Linked DNA regions of Mus musculus: region 2 is linked to region 1. A link is a contact called in ENCODE Hi-C or POLR2A ChIA-PET data. All regions are on one chromosome and are shown on one strand. The core of a region is the stretch at or near the end of the contact, and the rest is flanking DNA. Distances in the headings are between cores, read along the strand shown. Region 1 holds the start of Cenpw (centromere protein W). Region 2 holds the start of Ncoa7 (nuclear receptor coactivator 7).

What was found. Hi-C counts contacts between places; a loop is a spot of excess contacts on that map. ChIA-PET counts read pairs that join two places held with the same protein, here RNA polymerase II (POLR2A).
Region 2: a loop to region 1 is called in a map of v-Abl transformed pro-B cells, with 5 times the contacts of the local background. The contact joins the promoter of Ncoa7 here to the promoter of Cenpw in region 1. A Hi-C loop is called at or near these places in 5 of 37 maps with a recorded cell type or tissue (T-helper 1 cell, T-helper 17 cell and v-Abl transformed pro-B cells). POLR2A ChIA-PET finds 5 or more read pairs at or near these places in 1 of 5 experiments (embryonic stem cell).

Annotation. Positions count from the first base shown.
Region 1 is chr10:30,197,124-30,202,352 of GRCm38, forward strand. Cenpw (centromere protein W) reads right to left here and starts at 3,417. Exons shown (of 3, transcript NM_001109747.1): 1 at 3,238-3,417; 2 at 1,343-1,456; 3 at 1-103. The coding sequence starts at 3,357. The coding sequence ends at 77.
Region 2 is chr10:30,800,040-30,805,250 of GRCm38, forward strand. Ncoa7 (nuclear receptor coactivator 7) reads right to left here and starts at 3,287. Exons shown (of 16, transcript NM_172495.6): 1 at 2,790-3,287.

The DNA.
Region 1 (5,229 bases), core at 2,167-4,666:
TAAACCACAATATAAACTGATACATAAAAGTGTTTTAAATTAACATATCATATAATGCTTAAGCACATGCTGACACCTAACCTCTGCTCTTCTTCAGAATTACCTGTAAGGGAGGAAATGAAGATATATATTATAGCTATGAAAAACAAGTCAGAATCACTGATCTGCAAGGTAAATGTTCTACATTTCTCTAGCACAGTCTACCTCTCTCAATAAATGGAAACATCTCTAGATTACCCAAACTGGTTTTATACTCACTTTCATTCACAAACTTTGCCAATTATAATCCGAAGTATCAAACTGGTTGATTTCAAAACAGGTTTTGGGTATCATGTCATGTCATCCCCCCGTCCCCCCCCAACAAATTAATGATCTAAAGTATTAAAAAAAAACAGTTCTCAAACTCAAAACAACTATAAAGTAGTATCAAACAGTATAAATCCATCACAATATAAAACATCTCACAATTAAACTTGAATTTTAACAGCTGGTCATCTTACATTGAATAACTTGCTTCATATACAATTTTCAAAACATAAAATGTTACGGAAATAAAACAAAGAGAAATATTAAATTGTAAAAATTCTGGAAGGATGAGGCCCTAAGTTAGCTTCAAAACTATACAAATAAAAATAAAAATGTAAAAGAAACTGGCTATTACAGTTTAAAAAGAAAAATAGACCTCAGGTTCCGTGGGTTGGGTCTGCTAAGGCTGATGACCTGTGTCTCATCCCACATTGTGGAGAAGACCAACTGCCAAAAGTTGCCCTGACCTCTACAGGTATGCCTTGACAAGTGCACACACACACAAACACACGCACACATGCATGCAGGCAAATAATAATGGTAATAAAAAATTTTGAAAATGCTAAGTATGTTATATATTTAGAAAAAAAACCAGGGGTGTAAATTGAAAACACTTTCATATACTCTTCATGCTCTTAATCATTGCATTGCTTTCAGAAAAGTCCTTAATTGGAATATAATAGTTGTCGTGTTTCTCACTGAAGAGTATTCAGAAGTCTCATAAAAATTGCCAGGGCATGTCCAATGCCTTGGCTTCCCCAAGTAAGGCAGGGCCAGCAAAGAGATAGTACTATGGGTACTATATAAGAAAGTATCACGTGCTTAAACAAGTTTACAAAATGCTAAGTATGCTGTGTATTTTAACAAAGTTCAACAGCCTTCCTTGCTGGCACATCTCACAGTCTATCCTAACTCTTCTAGCACTATGCTAGCCTACAGGTATTTTGAAATAAAAAGTATTTGAATCAGACAAAGATGATGGCCATAACAGTATTTTTAAAGTTAACTCTTGTTACTAAGAAAATTTATATTTTACCTTTCCTGCAGCCAGTACATGATCCTTTTTGATAACTCTAGATTTACTTTCACAAGCATTTGTCCTGGACTCTTCTGCCAATCGCTGAATAAAAAGTAGGCAATTCAAATGGATCTTTAAAAGCAAAGCACAAGTAGGGTTATATAATATAAAAACCTTGTTAACATAAATTTATTACTCACAACTTTCTAACCCACAGCTTCTTCCAGGTTTGTGAGGGCACTATTCGCAGGTATCGCGCACATGTTTTCTTTATTTATATCAGTTACCAAGTATTCCAAACAAGGATGACTCAGAAGCTTCAGGGCTTTGTGCTTAAATAAAGAAGACAACGGCTTCTGATCCCAGTTCCCAGACGAATGAACAATCATCCCATAAGGCTGCACACTACACTGGGAGATCACATCAGAATTTGAAACACTGGGAAGAATATTAACGCCTCAACAACTAACTGGTATGGTAGTCATGCAGAAAAACGTGCTGCTTTAAATAGTACAAACTTTATGAATGGCATGGAGTGCTTTATCAGGTATAATTATGAAGTTAATGGAGAGCAGAACACTGTAAGCAAAGAAATGTCAATGAGCAACAGCCTAAACAGGAGCTGTTTAACAAGAGTGACAGAACAGGAAACCAGCACCTGGGAACAACAACTGGCCGAACAACTGGACCTTCCCTATGCTACCACTACAAAGTGTTGGGCTTCAACTCTGCTTGACACCTAGAGCACTCCACCGGAGTCCATACAGCCACGGGTCACTTCAGGACAGAAAATGGAAACTAAGCTACTTGAGAAAGGCCTGACAATCCCTTGAATCAGCTAGTGAGCTCCTGGATATTCCTCATCAGGTGGGTTTTGTTCTCTGTTAGACTCCAGGGAAAACAGAAGAAACTATCAAAAGTGTATTCCACGGAAATCCCAGCTCACTTACGCTATCTCAACCACTAAGGAGTCAGGGATGTGGAAAAAAACAGCAATGGAGAGAGAGAGAGAGAGAGAGAGAGAGAGAGAGAGAGAGAGAGAGAGAGAGAGAGAGAGAGAGAATGTAGATAATTTTGTAGTAGTCAAGAAAACCAGTATCTGGAGATGGCTCAGTGGTTAAGAGCTCTGCATCCCTTGTCAGGCACTTGGGAGGCAAAGGCAGGGATGAAGGTTGGGGGCCGGGGTGTCTCTGTGAGTTCCAGCCTAGTCTACAAACTGAATTCCAGGACTTCCCCGGGCAGGTACAGAGAAACTCTGCCTTGAAAATCAACATACTGAGAGTGTTAGTGGTGGTGGCAGAGGTAGGCCGATCTTTGAGTTCGAAGCCAGCCTTGTCTACACATCAAGTTCCAGGGTAACCAGGGCTACACAGACAAACCCTGTCTTGAAAAAAAAACAAAACGAAACCAAAGTAAAACAAAACAACACCCCCCCCCCCAAAAAAAAGGGCAGAAAACAAACTGATTTTACTTTCAGGCTGTAACATTGTTATTTATTTTTGGGCCAATTAATTAGTGGAAAGCACTATATTTCAGGTAAACACGAGTCTGAAAAACGAGTCTTGAAAGTTTTAAAGACTTGACGCCACATCTACACGATCACTTTAGTAGGGGACCTAGTGCAGCGGCCATAGAGAAATGGGTTCGGTAAGAACATACAGGAGCTGGGGAGGCAGGCAGGGGCCCAAATCTGTTTCTAGCCGGTTTACCTTCCATACCCGGATCAATTAAACTAATCCCAGAGCCAGGCAGTCTCCTTAACGGCTGGCCCTGGAAGCAATAAGGGGGGGTGCGGGGCCTTCCCGCGGGAGTTTTGAACGGGCTCCGCGTCCTCCTTCCGCGGTCCCCCGGGGCAGGGCGCTCCGCGGCCGGTCGTGGCCGGCGGGCCTGAAGGCGGAGAGAGCAGGACTTACCAGGAGGTCGCAGCACCTCCCCAGACCTAGGTGAGGCTTCTTCTGCTTTAAGGTGCGCTTGAGGAAGGCGCGGGGCGCCTTGCGCTTTACCCGCCTAGTGACTGTGGTGGAGGGCGCCATCCTCGCGGCCCGTCGCACGTCAGGGCCGCTCACCACAGACTGACACGCCACTTGCCTCCCCACACCGCCGAGTGGTCGATTTGAATTGGCCGCCGGACGGCGCACGGCTGTGACGTCACTGAAAACCACACCCACCGCAGCACCGGAAGCGCAGGCTGGAGGATGGACTCCTCAGGAAAAGGGTGTGTCCTGCGAACCCACTGCTTCAAGGTCTCTAAGGCTTGCTTTGCTGTTTTTGTCTGTAGTTTTCTATGGTGCTGTAGTTCGACTCTTGGTTCCATACAAAGGATGAGAAATTGTGAAAATAGTCAATAAGCCCAGTAAAACCCTTCTGTGCTCACCAAGCTATCCATATAGCAACTGGATTCTAATGAATAAGAAAGTAAATGAAAGAAGTTTGTGTTTTATTAGGAACTTAGGCCCGATTTTTTGATATTACCAATAAGCAATGTATATTTTTATATTATTGCATTTGGCTTTGCATGAGATTCTTTTTTTCTTACACCAGATTTTCCTCACAAATGCTCTCCCTTCATTGTTCCCTCCCTTAATTTCCCTATAGCTTTCAAATATACTTTCTTTTTCTTTTATTGAAAATAGATTTCTTTTTCATAAGCTGTATTCTGATTGCAATTTCCCCTCTCCTACCAGCTCCAAAATGCTCCGAATTTCTGTTCCTATTCACATCAATACCCTTTCAGTCTCTCCTCAGAAAACAAAACGGGATCTAACAAATAGTAATAAAATAAAATAACAAAGCAAAAACAATCACAAGAGGGAAAAAAAACAGAAGAAAAAGAGCCAAGGAAAAACCACAAGAAAGCATTTAGAGGCAGAAGCACACATTTGAGCACCTAAGCATTCAATAAAAATCACAAAAGCAGAAGCAATATTATATATTCTTTTTTGCCATATAATCTTATATTTATTTTCATTCATATAGTAATGAGGCTACTGCAAGCCAATTCAGATATTGTCTTTAAAATACTGTGGTGTCAAAAAAAATAAGCCTACAAAATGCAATGTCTGTTCTTGTGTGTACACTGCATCCCCAGCTAAATACCTGTGTGCCAATTAAATGGTATTAAGAGATATGGAAGAAATTGATCCTATTAAAAGATTTTATCAAGAAGTTTATAATTCTTCAAAGTTTCAGAGGCTCATCAGACAGGAAAGACATAAATGTTGCTGGCGCTTGCATTTAAATCTCCAGGTCAAAACCACAGTCATTTTCCCCATGAACACATCATTTTAGGTCTTTCTTGACTTCTTCTGTCAGATTCCTAGGACATTCATTCTATCAAAAATGTTCTCTTTTTTTTTTTTTTTGCCTTTTTTTATTAGATATTTTCTTTATTTACATTTCAAATGCTATCCCTAAAGTTCCCTATACCTTCCCTCTGCCCTGCTTCCCTACTCACCCATTTCCACTTCTTGGCCCTGGCATTCCCCTGTACTGGGGCATATAAAGTTTGCAAGACCAAGGGGCCTCTCTTTCCAGTGATGGCCAACTAGGCCATCTTCTGCTACATATGCAGCTAGAGACACGAGCTCTGGGGATACTTATTCGTTCATATTGTTGTTCCACCTATAACGTTGCAGACCCCTTCAGGTCCTTGGGTGCATTCTCTAGCTCCTCCATTGGGGGTCCTGTGTCCCATCTTATAGATGACTGTGAGCATCCACTTCTGTAATTGCCAGGCACTGGCACAGCCTCACAGGAGACAGCTATATCAGGGTCATGTCAGCAAAATCTTGCAGGCATATGCAATGGTGTCTGGGTTTAGTGGCTGATTATGGGATGGATCCCCAGGTGGGGTAGTCTCTGGATGGTCCATCGTTTCGTCTTAGCTCCAAATTTTGTCTCTGTAA
Region 2 (5,211 bases), core at 2,037-4,536, 600 kb after region 1:
GCTCTCATTTGGTTGACTAATTTCAGAGCACACAGTCAAAGCACATCGTGAAAGTTCTCAAGTTCTAGGTATTAAACAAACAAGTAACTGTCCAGAAGTTAAAAGTAAGATGTCTGTAGGAGTCAGGGGTTGGGGTGGGGAATGATAGCTCAGCTGTCAAGAACTCTGGCAAAGAACCTGGGCTTAATCCCAAACCTCTACATAGTGGCTCACCACAGTTTAGAACTCTGGTCCCAGGAGATACGCCCTCTTCTGCCCTTTATATACACTGCATGCACATGGTGCACAGACTCATCTGCAGGCAAGACACCCACACACATATAAAAACATCATTTTAAAAGAAGTAAAAGGCATATCAGAACTACAGGCTCTCTTAGAAAATAGCAGGTTTTCCAGAACAAACAACACAAATGAATTACTCAATACCCTTGATTATAAGAAAGATTCTAAAATTGCCCCTATCTTTATTGGGCATGGCAGCCTGCTTTATTTTCATACATTATTCATACAAATTGGTTTAATCACACCTTCTCTTCCCACAATATCCTCTGGTCTTCCTACCTTTTATCTAAAAGTTTTTCTTCACCTATCTGAAACAATCCAACTAGATTAGAGAAGAAATAGTACTCTATATGATTTACCACTGTGTGAAAATAGGATTGTGGGTAATATTCTGGATAGTAAGGAAGATGATGCATGGAAATTAGGGTGGGAGAAGGAAAGAAAATGAGTTCCCTGATACATGTGCTAAGGAGAGAAGTTAATGATGGGGGTTGGAGAGATGCTGACTGCTCTTCCAGAGGTCCTGAGTTCAATTCCCAGCAACTACATGGTGGCTTACAACCATCTGGAATAGGATCTGATGCCCTCTTCTGGCATGTTTTAAGAGCAACAGTGTACTCACATAGATAAAAAATAAACAAACCTTTTTTTTTTCTTTTTAAAGAAGTTAATGATGACTCACTACATTATGTGACAGAAAAACAAATGCCAAAGCCCAAACCCTCACAGTGTAAATGGAAGGCAAACAGAAACGGATTTTTTGTTTTTGTTTTGTTTGTCTTTTTCTCCTAAACATTTTCAAGCAGAAAAGACACAGGATCATCTAAAAACCTCAATTTATAGAGAAAATAGCTAAAATGCCATTTCTAAGGTTGAAGATGTTGCTCAAATAGGATTAGCCCAATACATCAGAAGCCTCGAGTCTAATCTTGGATCTGGCTCCTAGCATCAAAAATAAATAAATAAATAAATAAATAAATAAATAAATAAATCTCTATCTATATGATATATATATGAGTTTACTTTGGAACCACAGACGCTTTTAAATGTTTTGTTTCCCTCTTTAGCTTTAACAATATATATATATATATATTAAAAATAAACCACAGCTCAACTTTAAAACAAGTTACCTGTTACTTATTAACCAGATCACTGCTCCTTCTGAAATAACTTAATAGATTTCTTTAAACATAAATTCTGCCTTCTAAATTGTTTTTTTAAAGTAAAATTGAAATGGTATTAATTGCTATAACACTGGAAAGTGGACACGAAGGGAACCTTAACAGAGCCTTGCTGTTGACGCCGGAAATGTCAATGAAAAATAACCAAGTTAGCCTGTTTATAGAAAGAAGCAATTATTTAAAATACAGTTAATTGCACTAGCAACAACAACAACAATCTTATACTATAATTTTAAATGGTTGGGTTATATACAATGTGTATCTTGAAATACAATTTCATTCATTCAACAAATAACCAACAAACAGCTATAAGGCATTCAACATTGGGGAATTAGAGAATGGGAAGAGAAGGGGGGGGTGGTCGAGGAGTAGCAGGGGGAAGAGGACCTGGTAATGATGGTGATTCTGTCCTCTTAGTATTTATATTGATTCAGTTAGCCAAAATCTTTAATCTGAAATAGTGCTTATAAAATTGGAGCTTACAATAACAATTTTTTCAAAATTCTAAACCTTATTGCTTAACGTAAAATCCAAAACGGCAGCCTGAGAGGAAACAATTTTATTAAAAGCCCTAATGTATTACTTTTATTTCAAGAACAGGAAAAAAAGACTCAACCAGATTCTCAGAAAAGCAAGGGTCAGCTCAGAGTTGAAGGCGAGGCCGGAGACAAGACTGCCTCTGCTGGCGCATCTTTCAGAGTCTCAACTCCCGACACCTGTATCAAACTTGCAGCTCTCAAACCCATTGGCTCCAGTCAGCTTTATCCTACGAGAACACGCCAGCCTCATCCATCACCTACCTAGGTAATCTGATTTCTAGAAAGACTTTCCTTAAACTGACACCCAAAATGTTAAAGTGTTTGCACCACTGACTTTATATACCACTCGGCTAGCTGTAAATTACACAAAAATTCATAACCACCCCTAAATACCTCTAAAACAACAACCGTGGTCGTCTACATTTTAGCAAAAAGAACAGGAAGAACGCATTTGCTGATCCTGTTTTTTAAAAATGCAATGACACAATCTACTTGAGCTCGAGAAAAAGGCAACGGTCTCCTTTCAAAGAAGCTCCGCGCCAACCTATCCTTCCAAGCTCTCCCAGCCCCCAACCGAGGGTCCCCTGATTGTTAGCGAGGAGGGTCCAGTGGCCCTGCGCCCCGGCTCGGCCTCGAACGTTCCAAGCAGAGCGTTTCGGGTCCCCCGGGGGCTGCGCCCAGCGCCATTAGTACACCTCGGCAGCCCAGGAGGGAGGCTCCGGTTCTTCCTGGCCGCAGCATCAGCAGCCGGTAGCCTTCAAGGCCTGGCCCCGCCTCGGCGACCTACCTACTGGGCGGGGGCGCGGGCTCCGCGGGTCTGGGCGAAGTGGTTCGGGAGCACGCATTTCTGGGAGCCGTGGCCTCTGCCGCTGGGCGCTGGGAAGCGCATCCTCCGGGGTGGGAGGAGGGGGAGGGCCGGGGAGGGGATCGCCCGCCGAGGAGGAGCTAAGGGAGGCGTCAGGCGCTGCGGGGTGCGCTCCTGAAGGGCTCCGGAGTGCCGATCTGGCCCGAGCAGCCGCCGCCGGGGTGCTCGAGGCCTCGCCCAGGTACCTGCAGCAGCACCCACGGTCAGGGCGCCGGGCGCGAGCTGGGCGGAAGGCGGGGAGCTGCGGTGGCGCGACGCCAGCCCGGCGCCCGCCTCTAGCTCCGCCCGACCCGGGGCGCGCGCTGCACTCGTCTGCTGCGGCTGGGACCCGGGAGCTCAGCCGACCGCCTTAGCGATGCGGGCTGCAGCTGCGACATCTTGCCTGCCCCGTGCGACCTCGGAGCCGCAGGCTGGACAGCCTCGAGGTGGCTCGGGCCCCCGAACCCTGGGCCCAGCGGCTCCGCCCCGGAGAGCTGCGCGCGCGGCCTCCGCAGGCCCCGGCCATTTGTGACGCTGTGATGGTCAGGCAGTCAGTGAACCGAGTACGGTCTGCTTACCTGGCCCCTAATCTTATCCCTTTTAGCTGGCTCCTGTCTGGATCTTGGAGGGAAGTTAGCGCTTATGGGCACATGTGGAGTTAGAGCCCTTGCTGGAGCCTTAAAGTCCTTTTACTTCACCTTCCAGCTCTAGGACTAGGGGCAACCATAAATTCATCCTCTGTCATTTCCAGCATTGCCTTTGGCAAAGAGGCCCACTGTCTTCTTCTGTCCCCGGTACAACATCCTATAAGCTGCCCAATTGTAAACCTTATAGCCAAGGCAATGCGATGTAGCAACGGGCAGTTCAGCTGGCTCTTGGCTGGGGCTGGAGAGCAGCTGAGTGGGAAGGTTTTTTTGTTTTTTCTTTTTTTTTTTGTATGAGCCCAGGGCCCTGTTTCTGTGAGCTTCCAACCTGTATTGGACGCTGTTCCCTTTACAGTCCAGTGGCTATAACTGCAAGATGACTCGGAGGATCTGATCGTGAAGATCACTCTTAAATACAGGAAGAAAAAAGTGTGTGTGTGACAGGTGTGTCCTAAGCCATCAACACACACAGTACATAGAGGCTTCCCCAGGTTGCTGCTGCTTCTTGGTACTGCCAGTCTCTCTGGAGGGTGGAGCAAAGCCCTTAGCAGCCATGACTCTGAGATTTCAGCAGCAGATGATGTTACATGGTCATGCAAATATGGAATCACTTCCTGGTTTTGCACTGACCATCTGTAAATTCTGACATCGGGTTTGCATGTTTATGCTTTGAGTAGGAGACACTTCTTTCTGTGTTCTTTACACCCCTTTTGGTATCAACCTTGAGTGCAGGCTCTGCTGCAGGTACTGTTCCCACCCTTTAACTCGGTCAGCACCCTTTTGTGCCTATGAACCCAAGGTTCTGACGAGAAATAAAATAGGCCTTGATTTCTTTTCTCTTAGGCAAAAGTATAACTGAGTATGTGTTCAAAGTGGTGACTTGCTGATAGAGTGTTCCCCAAGTTTTCCAATGCAATGCCAAACAATGACACTGTCTTCATTATCTCCCCTGGAAGTACATGATGGATCACATGCTAAGGATAGTTTGTCACTAAAGTGAAAGTCTGAATAGAATGGGGAGTTGTACTCAAATGGTTGGGATTGGGGGTGCTTCTAATTTAAAGATTCTTTGGTCATTCTTTTTTGTGACTGAGTATTGACTGATTCTTCTGAGTATTGACTGATTCATCTGAGTCTTGTCTTCACACAGAAATCGGAATTAGCATCGTCTACATCCCTCTTATCCAGAATAGTACCCATCAGTCAAATGTGTTCATTCAAACTTAATGAAATACAATTGTTACGACTTCCAGTCTGTTAGTTATACATATAAGTTCTAAAAAGACAAATAAAGCTTGTGATTGCCTTTTGGACAACACAGGACCCAACATTTCCTTATTACAGGGAATTCTTCTGGAATGCTTGCCAGATTTCAATGGGTAGGAAAGATATACAGAAAGAATTGGAGGTAATTTGGGTGCAGCTAGATCAAATACTATTAGAATATATACATAAGAGCATGATAATCCTTAAGAATTCACAGATTGCCTTTGGACTACAGCTTCAGCATGTGCTGGCCTTGGATACATTTCTAACTGATGCTTTTATCTTCAAAGGTGGATGATCGCAGCACCATCTTCATAGGGTAGATACAGGGAATGAAGTAATTCATGAACAGTATGTATCATGTAGAATGTGTAATCAATAGAAGTCAGCTATTATTATAATAGCATGTGTTAGGGTGACAAAAGTTTTCTTTTCAAAACTTGTATCCCTGAACT